Linked DNA regions of Mus musculus: region 2 is linked to region 1. The links are chromatin loops, found by intact Hi-C in ENCODE. Cell type or tissue: gastrocnemius. All regions are shown on one strand. Each heading gives the region's core, and the rest is flanking DNA. Links, peaks and the distances in the headings are about the cores only.

The links. A loop is a pair of places that touch in the nucleus more often than their neighbours do. Peaks named below come from ENCODE experiments on the same cell type or tissue, not always from the same donor. Only the 100,000 strongest peaks of a DNase experiment are listed, where the experiment ranks them.
Region 2: it touches region 1 in a loop (2.9-fold over the local background); 3 of 42 quality-filtered maps call a loop at or near these places.

Annotation. Positions count from the first base shown.
Region 1 is chr5:4,191,004-4,196,467 of GRCm38, forward strand. It overlaps Mterf1b (mitochondrial transcription termination factor 1b), which reads left to right and starts at 1,364. Exons shown (of 2, transcript NM_001042670.1): 1 at 1,364-1,415; 2 at 5,333-5,464. The coding sequence starts at 5,358. In gastrocnemius, for the core only: a CTCF peak has its summit at 3,361 (motif pointing right); a DNase peak (open chromatin) is centred at 4,312; H3K4me3 peaks cover 491 bases; H3K27ac peaks cover 336 bases.
Region 2 is chr5:3,925,823-3,931,286 of GRCm38, forward strand. Akap9 (A kinase (PRKA) anchor protein (yotiao) 9) reads left to right here and starts at 2,364. Exons shown (of 48, transcript NM_194462.2): 1 at 2,364-2,668. The coding sequence starts at 2,621. It overlaps Gm51438 (a long non-coding RNA gene), which reads left to right and starts at 2,767. Exons shown (of 2, transcript XR_003955841.1): 1 at 2,767-5,464. In gastrocnemius, for the core only: no CTCF peak of the experiment used is centred there; DNase peaks (open chromatin) are centred at 2,425 and 3,007; H3K4me3 peaks cover 1,776 bases; H3K27ac peaks cover 1,592 bases.

The DNA.
Region 1 (5,464 bases), core at 1,865-4,364:
TATTATAGCTAGAGTAGCCATGTTGTTACATTAAAATCCCTCTACAGACCCTGAGTGTAATTACAGGAAGATGTAGATTTGTGTAATTGACAAGGATGTAGAAAGGACATTTGTTTATTGAATCCTGGAATCTATGGATGGTGGTATTTTACCCGTGGGTTCTCTTAGAGGAATGGAGGGCTAATTCCTTTCTCACTCTAATTGAGTTTGTTGAGACTCAAACAAGGAAAAGCTAGTGAGGCAGACATAAAGGCACAATAATCAATATTACTAGTTATATCATTATTATCAATCTTTGGTTAAAAGAGGACAGGGACAATTCTGAAGATAGCACAGACATGGCATTTGATCTACACATTGAGTCTAAGTCCTGAGGGTTTTAAGTCTAATTTTAGGGAGGGGTTTATCTTGATGTAGACTTCCCTACTCTCCTCCTTCCAAGTGAGGTCATCTAAAATCACAAGCATCATCACATGTCACTATCCTTTCAAAACGAAATGGCAAAGGAGAGAGATTTGCATAGCAGCACAACTTTGATACAAAGTTGTCTCAACAACAACAACAACAACAACAACATCCCTCAAGGAAGATGAGAACCCCAGAACAGCCTCTTGGGAAACATTGTCTACCACACTGCTCCTAGTTCTCTTTTTCTCTTCTTTGCCCCTCATCTTTCCCTCCCTGCCCTTCGTCTTCCCAACCTCTCCAATATCTCAGCTGCACCTTTTCCTCATTGATATCACTTTCAAGAGGACTAAAGCCATCTCCTGGTGTTCATAAATGAAAATCCATGGGGCATGCTGAGGAGAGAATATTCTGGCAGAAGCGAGACCATGGGAGTTACGGTCCAGAAGGCCGAGGTTGTCTTGCTTTCCGCAAGCCACACGTGCACCGTAAATAGCTACTGAGTAATCCCAGGCAAGGAATAAGCTGTGATCAGTAGTTTCACTTTCTGAGTAAACTGATTATTAATAATTTAAATTCCCAAATAGAAATCTTTATTCTTACAAACACCAAACCAAACAGAAAAATGCAGAAGAATTTGGGGGAAAAAAAACCCAACCAACCTACCAAACAAACAAAGACCCCCAAGGTCTATAAAGCAACCTAAAAGAAAGAGATCAAACCGAACCTGTTCTTTGGTGCAGGCAGAATCTCAGCCCCAGCCAGAGGGAAGCCTTGGCGCCGCCCTGTGGTCTCGAACCAGCCCAGAGCCCAGAGTCCCCGCAGCCACAGTCTCAGCCGCCCCCTGCTGGGCTCCCGCGGTCAGGCGGCCGAGGATTTAGGCACAGCGCGCCGGGCTAGTGACGTCACCTCTGCGCCAGGCCGAGGCCGGAAGTCAGCCGTTACTTCCGCACTCCGCTCCCTCCCGGGCGTCCAGAGGCGGAAGTGAAAGGTGTCTACCGGGAGCGTTGGTAGGAGCGCGGATGCAGTGTGCGGGCTGGGGCTGGGGAGCTGCTGGAGCCTTTGCGAGCGGCTTGCGAGTCTCTGCTAGACAGGGCGATGAATGGCTAAAGGCCATTGCAGAACTGCCCGAGGGAAGGCGAGCCTTCGATGTGGGATTACGGCGGTTCTGAGTTTAGACTCATCAAGCCCTCCACACTTCGTACAGCAAAGAGCTCGGCATTGGCTCGGAATTTGTAACTTTAGGGACAGTGCCCACCCTTAGGTTGTTGTATATATAGGGCATTACGAAATAATGTATGTGTAACGTGGGGTTCTGGTATTAAAGTGCGTTTGCGATTCCGCTACCTTCCCCCCATGCGTTGCCGTTTTCTTTTTATTATGACTGAGAAATGTTTAGTTTGCGAGAGGTCGTGCATCTCACAAAAATGATTTGACCTGGACTTCTTTATTCTCTACTACACTGGCGATATTTTTGCCTTTTTCTTTTCCAAATTAGTGGTGTGGTGGTAGAAACATCGGTTTTTACCTTTTCTGGAGAGATCTAAAGTCTCTTATGACAAAGTCGACATCGATATGTAGTTCTGTTCAAAACAAAACAAAACAACCCTGTACACTTAAATGCTGTGTCAAAAGAGTAGCGGGATTGTGGAATTCCCAAAGATTAGCAGTTTTCTTTAAACACCTGTTAGCTTTCCAGCTGTGGGATGGGGTGGGGTGGAGGGGACGGGAAGGGACAGGGACATAAATCTTCCATCTTGAACCTCGGTAGTTACAGTCACCAAGATGTTGGTGATATTCATGAAATTTAACGAAGCTTAAGAAAATGGTTTATTTTAGAGGAAGATTGAAGGCAATTATTCGATATTTGCTTTTTTTAAAATTTGTCTTGGGATAGTTAATTTGCCAGAGGTTACAAATTCAGCTCAACAATCTGTTTTTAAAAGGACATTGTGTTTATACAATGACTTGCAAATACAACTTGGGTTCATGAAAATGACCCTTTTTCTTTTCTGAAAGAAAAGACAATTTAACTCAGAAAAGTGCACGTGCTTTCCCGCCTGCGAGTGCGCTCATATGTGAGCTTTGAGTTTGATAAGATAGTAGTAGTAAGTGCTGAGGGGAGAGAGCATCTACTGAGAAGGTGATGGGAATATGAGAATTATGAGGAAAAACAATAGGACATGCTTCTAATGGAGAATACACACACACACACTCATGTGTGTGACATGAAAGTAAAAGAGGGACTTTGGGAAGATAGATACAGATTCCATTATTTGTTATGTCAGTTAAAAATAATGAAAAGACAGCAAGGACACTGAGACTAAAATAGGCAGGAACAAGATTGCTTTGTTGCTGTTTTGAGTGAAGTTGATTTGGTAAGGAAGAGAGAGAATGTAAAACCCTCCTGGGGGTGCTTACCACAATGACATTAATCAGAGGAGCGCTACTTTGGGTGCTGCATGGATGCTCAGTTCAACTTTATATGTTGATACATTTAGAAAATATTTATTTGGAGGATAAGTTATATAAAGAGAAACAAAAATCTACTTGTGACAAGTCTAACAAACTAATAGTTTTTTTTACCCTTTTCTTAGGAGTCTTAGCAAACCTTTTTCTTATTTTATTGGTATTAGAATTTCTGTTGAATATTCTGTGTCATGTTTATCGTTTACCGTGGTGCTAATCATCTGAAAGGAATGAGCTGTCTGGTAGTAATCTTCAAGCTGATAGACTTAGTATATGTATCCTTAGTGACTGATTTTTAAAAATTTATTATTCATATTGTATTTGTTATAAAATGTATGTAAAATAGAAATTGTCACAGGATAAGACAAGTATAATTGAAAATTGATACTGTCTATTGGATAATTTTGCATGCTTATTTATAACGCTTCTTATAAAACTTGGCTGACTGTAATGTGATAGTCTTCTGTCCAGTTATCCAGCAGAGGTCATCCATGAGCATCTGGAAGGGAAAAGGTTGGATTGTACATGCTAGATAGAGCTTGCTTTCTTCTTTCTTTCCTTCTTTCTTTTCTTTTCCTTCTTTCTTTTCTTTTCTTTTCCTTTCTTTCTTTCTTTCTTTCTTTCTTTCTTTCTTTCTTTCTTTCTTTCTTTTTTCCTTCCTTCCTTCCTTCCTTCCTTCCTTCCTTTCTTTCTTTCTTTCTTCTTCTTCTTTTCTTTCTTTCTTTTCTTTTCTTTTTCTTTTTATATGTATATTTTATTAATTAATTGAGAATTTAATACAGTGTATTTTGATCACATTCACTCCACTCCTCCAGCTCCTCCTAAATTCACATCCCATTCCATAACCATTGAAGTTTTTGTTCTTGCTCTTTTTTTTTCCCATTTTTTATTAGGTATTTAGCTCATTTACATTTCCAATGCTATACCAAAAGTCCCCCATACCCACCCACCCCCAATCCCCTACCCACCCACTCCCCCTTTTTGGCCCTGGCGTTCCCCTGTACTGGGGCATATAAAGTTTGCGTGTCCAATGGGCCTCTCTTTCCAGTGATGGCCGACTAGGCCATCTTTTGATACATATGCAGCTAGAGTCAAGAGCTCTTTTTTTTAAAGCCATTAAATTCAGTTAGTATTGTCTGTATTCATTTGGTTATATGGCCATCATCAGAATGTTGGATCTACTGGGGCCCACACCCTTGACTGGAAAAAAAAAATTAAAGGAGGACATGGCTGTTCCTGGATTTGTTGTAACAGAAGGGTGATTGTATATATGAGGGAGAAAACAGCCAGAGGCATCTAGAAGGATCTAGAGTGGATATGAGTGGCAGACTGAGCTGGGTCATGTGAGGAGGGAGGAGAGGACAGGAAGAGAGGGCAACCTTGAGCAGCAGCCAAGAGACAAAAAGGCCAAAAAGGAACAAAAGGCCTGGCGTTGCTGAAATGGCTGGAGGGGGATGGGCAGCCCAGCCTCTGACTGGAGAGTTCAGGGTAGAGGTGGGATATGCCAGCCAGGAGGACCTTGTAACAGATAAGGACTGAGGGATGATGGGAGAACCTGGCAGCCAGGTCAACTTTGATATGTTTAATGAATACTTCAGCTAGTGTTCTTGGCAAACTCTTGTCCCAGGTTTAAGACCTAACAACTTTGAATTAGAAAATTAATTGCTCTCTCCTCCTTTCTGGTATTGGGGAATTGAACTCAAATCTTCATGCATGCTAAGGATATATAATGTATCACTGACCTACCTCTGAATTACAGTCCATCCCTCAACTATATCAATATGAAGATGGAAATGAGTTTAGAATTATGGCATTGCAACCAAGAAAACAGTTTGGAAAACTGAGATAGAGATTAATGTTGGCATCTTTTGTCTACAGATGTGTGTGTGTGTGTGTGTGTGTGTGTGTGTGTGTGTGTGTATGATCCATTTAAAGGGTATCATATGTCTAAAAAAGACATTAAAGATGCAAATTAGATAATCTGAAGTGTGTTTTTTTTAGAGCTTCATTTAGAGTTTGAGGTAGCCAGAAGCAAAGAGATCTAGTGTCTGTGGCAGGTTCAGTTCAGACATCTGGCAAGTTGAAAGTTGAATTGTAATTAAAGGGCAATTTCTTAGGAACAAGCCAAAGATGTCAGAAACCACAGAAAAGAGAAGAGGTGGAGAGGAGTAAATGATTCTGGAGAGTCAAAGCAGGCACAGTGAACTAAAAGAACAATACAAGGGCAGGGCAGCTTGGGGCAGCATGGTGTTCTGCTTCTCTGTAAGTCAAAGAGGAAGAGCCTTGAGTCCATAGGGACCCAACAGAAGCCATGAGGCAGGAGGTGAGTGCAGAACCAGGAGAGCTGGAGGGCGGGATGCTTTCTCCTGGAGAGGCCCCTTGCATTTAAAGGATCCGGATATTGTCATTAGTTAGTCACATAATATTGTATGTTAACATTATATGTTATTTTACACAGCATTTGAAAAACTTTGGGCTACCTGATGATTATGGCATCAAGAAACATCTGGTGTGTGAGAAGAAACTTTCTCTTTGATTTAAGAGGCTGGATGCTTCAGTATTCAGCAGAAGTTTTCCTCAAGTCGATTTC
Region 2 (5,464 bases), core at 980-3,479, 270 kb before region 1:
TAGTACCTTAAATTTCTCTGATTTCATTTAGATTATAGGTCACTTTAATGGTTATAGTTCTGTCTTATAAGTTATTATTTTAAAGGACTTTCATTTTGAAACTTATTTTATTGAGCACATTTTATAAACATATATTTAGTCCCTTAAAACCCCACTGTTGGGGCTGCAGAGGTGGCTTAGTAGGAAAAGTGTCTGCCTCACACGTGTGAGGAACAGTTTGCACCCCACACATGTTAATGCTGAACAGTCACAGTAACATGCTTGTGACCCCAAGCTCAAGAGGGAGAGATGGGTAGGACCCGTGAAGCTGGCTAGTTAGAGTAGCTGCATTGTCAAGGTCTTAGTTCCAGCCTCCATCCACATGTGAAACGTGACTAAGGAAGCCCCCAAGGCCAACCTCCAGCATCCAGAAGCACATGAATACATATCTGACTTCCACACATGTAAACATACGTGTGCACTCAGAGCACACATACAAAAGAGCCTCTGCAAATCCTGACCCTTTTTATTTTTTAATTTTTTTTTTTTTATTGTTTGGAGACATAGACAGCTAAATAGAAAAAGACTCAAATTCACGGCTTGGCAGCACTAGCTATGACTTCCATTACCTAACCATGGGAAGTTGTCAAGTGGTTTAACCATTCAAGCTTTCTGTTTCTTATTCTATAAAAGGAGGCATATAAACCACCATTTTCCTTTTGTCTGAATTATATGAATACATGACATGGAGACACGATTGAACAGGTATCATAAGAGATGGCCATAATTCCACAGATGTGCCCTTCTAATAGATCAGCTATGTCACTGAGCAGCGTTTATGCCTGAGACAGGTACATATAATTGATATAAGTGATCTAAAGGGAAATGCAGAAATAATCTTGCAACATTTAGCAGATCACTAACATCTTTAGTTACTAAGATGGAACAGATTGCAACAAAGAGTTGACCTGCTGAGCCACTGAGAAAGGAGAGCCCATTAACAAACAGGAAGTCTGTCAGATATCCTGGGCTTGCTCCTCCTAGGCAATCAGAATCAACCGAGCATCACTTAACTCCAGGCAGTTTAGAACACTTCATTCTAGACCTGGAGCCACAAAGGGCTCCCGAGAAAAACACGCCTCTCTTAGATCAGCCTCTTTTACTTTCCTTTATTCTTATGATGAGGTGTCTGTTCTCACGTCCCCAATTCCAGCTGAGAAAATGGGGCAAATACACACTTGATTGTTTTAGGTTGGCACAATTATGTTTGAAATATAAGATTTCTAAATTACAGGTACTAGAAACATTTTTGGTGTCTGATAGAGCTAAGGTTTTTAGTCTCCCCCTTTCATATGTATATCCAGTTAACACTACTTCTATGATTAAACTAATATCTTTAGTTCTTACCTGCTAATTTTTCAGTCCAAACCTATGTTAAAACAAAGAAGAAAGGCTCAATCTGAGACACTAAAATGGTTCGTTCACTCCAGAAATGGATTTGAGGGGCAGGAGAGGGGAAAGAGGGAGTGAGGGAAGGGAAAGAAAGGATTGCCAGAGCAGGTGGGGGAGGAAAGATGTTAAGAATCGATTTATAAGCACGGCTCAATAAAATGTAACAAAGTTTATTGGGCATAATCTTTCACAGTAGCCATTTCAAGAAATAGAAAGGACAAAGGTTTGAGTGTTTTCACATTCCAGGAGCAGTCATAAATATTAGGCAGCTCGTCCAAGAACTCCAGGTAAAGTCAGAGAACCATAGCTGTTTTAAGGTCTTTAAAGTTCAAAGTTAACATAGTCCCTTTTGCTTGGAAAACCTTTTTCCAGCCCTTTACCTGAGGTAATGTCTACCTCAGAGGTGAAGGGGAGAGAGGTAAGCCAGGAGGGGTCATGGTGGGGTGGGGGGGATGGGAGGAGAGGGGGGCTGAGGTCAGGATGTAAAGTGAATAAATAACTAATGGGGGGCTGGAGGAGGGAAAGTTAGGGTAGACTGGCTTTGTTCCCAACTTAGATTCCGAATTCGAGTTCCTTAGGAACACAGTTGCCAAGGAGAAGGAAGCCCCTAGGAGTGTCTCAGCTTCACTCCAGAGAACAAAGAGTTGGGAGAAGGCTCTACCGTAGGCTGCTCTTCCAGCGCAAGGCGAAGGAGAAGACTATGGGTTGAGAGGGAACCTGTGGGGGAACTGAGGGAGGGATTTGGGGTGAAGGAAGGATCAGGCTTCCCCGGGTTGGAGGGGGGAGGTTCCGCCCTCGCCCTTTCCACTGCGGCTCCTTGTTGTGAGGCCGCGGTCGCTTTGGAATTGGAAATGCAGCGCGGCGTGTTCCGAGCACCGGGTCCCCGGAGCAGTGGGTGTCGGGCCGCCGGACCCTGACCCTCCCTCCGCCCCGGTCAAGCCGGGCGCGCACAAGCACCTGCCGGGCCACGCTCGCGGCTGCGCCGGCCGCCCGCCCGCCCGCTCCGCCCCGCCGGCCGCCGTGTGTTTACGTGGAGACGAAGATGGCGGCGGTGACCGCGGGGCCCGTGCAGGCCGGCACGAGTCGCCGGTGAGCGCCCAGCGTGTCCCGGGTGGCCACGGAGCTCTGTCCGCCTCTTTCTAAACAGATCTTTCCTCTCCACTGCGTCCCAGCCTACCCTGCAGACGCCATGGAGGACGAGGAGAGGCAAAGGAAGCTGGCAGCCGGCAAGGCGAAGGTAGGAGCGCGGCGGCCACGGGCCGCGTCGGGAGGCGGTGACCCGGGGCGGAGGCTGGGGGAGAGGCCGGGCCGCGGGGCCGGGGCCGGGGCTGGGGCTGGGGCTGGGGCCGGGGCCGGGGCTGCGGCTGGGGCTAGGGGGCTGCGGCTGGGGCTGAAGAGCCGCCCTCTCTTGCTGCTGCTGGAGACCTGATGACTGCACCGCTCGGCTTGGTTCCTTTCTCCCCGGTGCCACACAAAACCCCCTCTCACCCCGGCTGTTAACTGCTAAGGAATTGCTTCGCAGCCACCACCCTTTCACTTTCTGAAGGGAGTTCAGGGAGTCGGCCAGGCTTTGTGCTTTCCGGAGCAAGGGTTTAGGGTTTTCTTTATTCCGGGAACACCCCTGCGCTGACCATCAGCCTGCCTTCTTGAGGTGTCACGCTGGCACTCTTGGTGTGTGTGTGTGATTGGCCTGTGACAGCTGCCTCGGCAGTGTCTTGAGTGTGCCACAAGTGCCAGCTGTGAACTTGGCTGTAGGGGCGTTCTTTTTGTTTTTTGTTTTTTGTTTTTGTTTTTGCCGTTCTTTGTATATTCGTGCTTGAGGTCTTTGTCATGGCAGGCTCTTTTGTAATGTGTGGAATGGAACTTCGGGGCATCGAAAGGTTCCATAGACTAAAACACCTACAGAATTGCTGTTTTAGATAATGTATTTGTTATTATGTATTTGGTAAGTTTGATTTTGTGTGGGTATGCGGGTATGGCAAGTCATGTATAATCCAGACTTATATGTAGGCATCTTCCAGTGGGCTTACTAAATAATTTGACACTGTTATGAATGGAATAGAATGATTTCTTTGTAAAATTACCTGTTTGAGCTTACCTTTGGACCTCCTTGCTCCCAAAAATGAAGTTACCTTTAAGATATAGTGCCTTTTTTTAAGACCTTATTGTTACTGGGAATAATTAAGTTATATTTTAAGCTTATTGTACTTGTTAGTTTGGAACTGTGATATGGAAGTGTTGTAAGCTAAATAAACCCCTCTCCTCTCCAAATTGCTTTGGTCATGATGTTTCATCATAGCAATAGTAACCCTAACGAAGGCACCTACCTTTCTTTTTTCTTCTCTCACATCATTAACAAAGGAAGCAGGTCAGTAATGAGTGAAGGGCCCTACTGGAGAGAGACGTTGGTACATGCTCAGCATTAGTTTGTTAAAGGAGTGTGTGCAATAGCTAATCTTGTATTTCTAGAATATAGTTAGTTGGTTTCCCATAAGCATCCTCTGTGTAAGGTCAAGATTTGAATGTGTCTCTGTGGCATTCTATAAATGGAGGGAAAGCCCAGCTTAGCTTCCCATTGTGCACCCCAAGGGACTGACCGGGCTCAGAGCATTGAAGGAATTGGAGGTGTAGTGTGCAGTCTTCCTCTCTTGTTCTCCCACCCTTTCTTTCTTTAGCAGAATCTTAGACTATAGTCCAGGTGAGCCTAGAGATCAATGTGTAGTCCAGGCTGGCTGGCTTCAGACTCTAGGGCAATTCTGTGTTAACCTTCAGAGCGATGGAATTCTGTGTGTGAGCTACTGTGTCCAGATAAGGTAGATGTCTTATTGACTACTTCATAATTTCTACTCCCTTCCCTAAATATATTCTGTGCTAAATATGTGTGAGGGACTCCTGCTGAGCTTTGTCTGCCTTCACTAGACCTGTCTTAGGGTTAAGTTGCTGCCAATAGATACTGGATTTATCTTTAGAAGAGATTGTGAATGTGGTTTCTACACATGTCTCTTTGTCTTTCAAAATGCTGTCTTTGTGGGGTTGGGGAGATAGGTGGTCTATTCACTGTGTGAACTGCTTGCTGTACAGGCATGTACACCGGGGTTCATAGTTGTAGCGCCCACACAAAGCTGGACGGCTGGACATGGTGGCATGCATCTGTAATGCAGGGCTTGGGAGAAAGGGACAGACAGACCCGTGGGACGTCCTGTCCAGTCCTCTAGCCAAAACACCAAGCTTGAGTGTCATCTGGACACCCTGTCTCAAAACATACTATACAAGGTGGATGGTGACAAGGGACAGCAAATGTGTCCCTGCACATAATTCATAGCTCTGCCTTTGGGGATGCAGTCTCTCTCCTAAAATTACTTTATTTAAAATATTACTTTGTCATAGAATTGCACCTACTCTCCCCATGAGGGTTATACCCATGTGTCTTATAAGTAGTTCTGGTAATGTAACAAACAGACACTGAGATAGCCTATGAAGACAACATGAAGAAAATAGTTTTCTCAGTTACCTGAAGGAATGTTCTGCAGCCATTACGCTTGTAGAGCCTCAAATGAACATGGGTCATAAAGTGCACCTTGTGTTTTCAAAAGCACTACATGTGTCTTTCATCTGTATAAACATGCTGCCTCTAATTAGGAGTGAAAAAAAAAACCGTATTGTGAATATAATCAGTGACTGGGGGGTGTAGCTCTGTGGTGCAGTGCAGAGCCCTGGATCCAGCTGACTTCATAAAGTCCCGTTTTATGGCAGGAATTGAAAGTACAGATGTGATGATTGCCTCTGCTCTGTGGGTCTAAAGGCAGACACAGGGTAGTGAGTCAAGTGCGGGCGCTCTGCAGTAGGGCCTGTGATAATTTATCTTCCCTAGTTTGGTAAAATGTTTTAGATACTGTTTACTTCCTGGAACATTATACGACGATGCTCTATTATTATGTTAATGCAGCTTCTAATTATCTATCAGATAGTAATTATTCAATACAATGTCTGCTTATTGAGTGAACAGAATGAGAAATGAGTCCTCCCTGGGTGC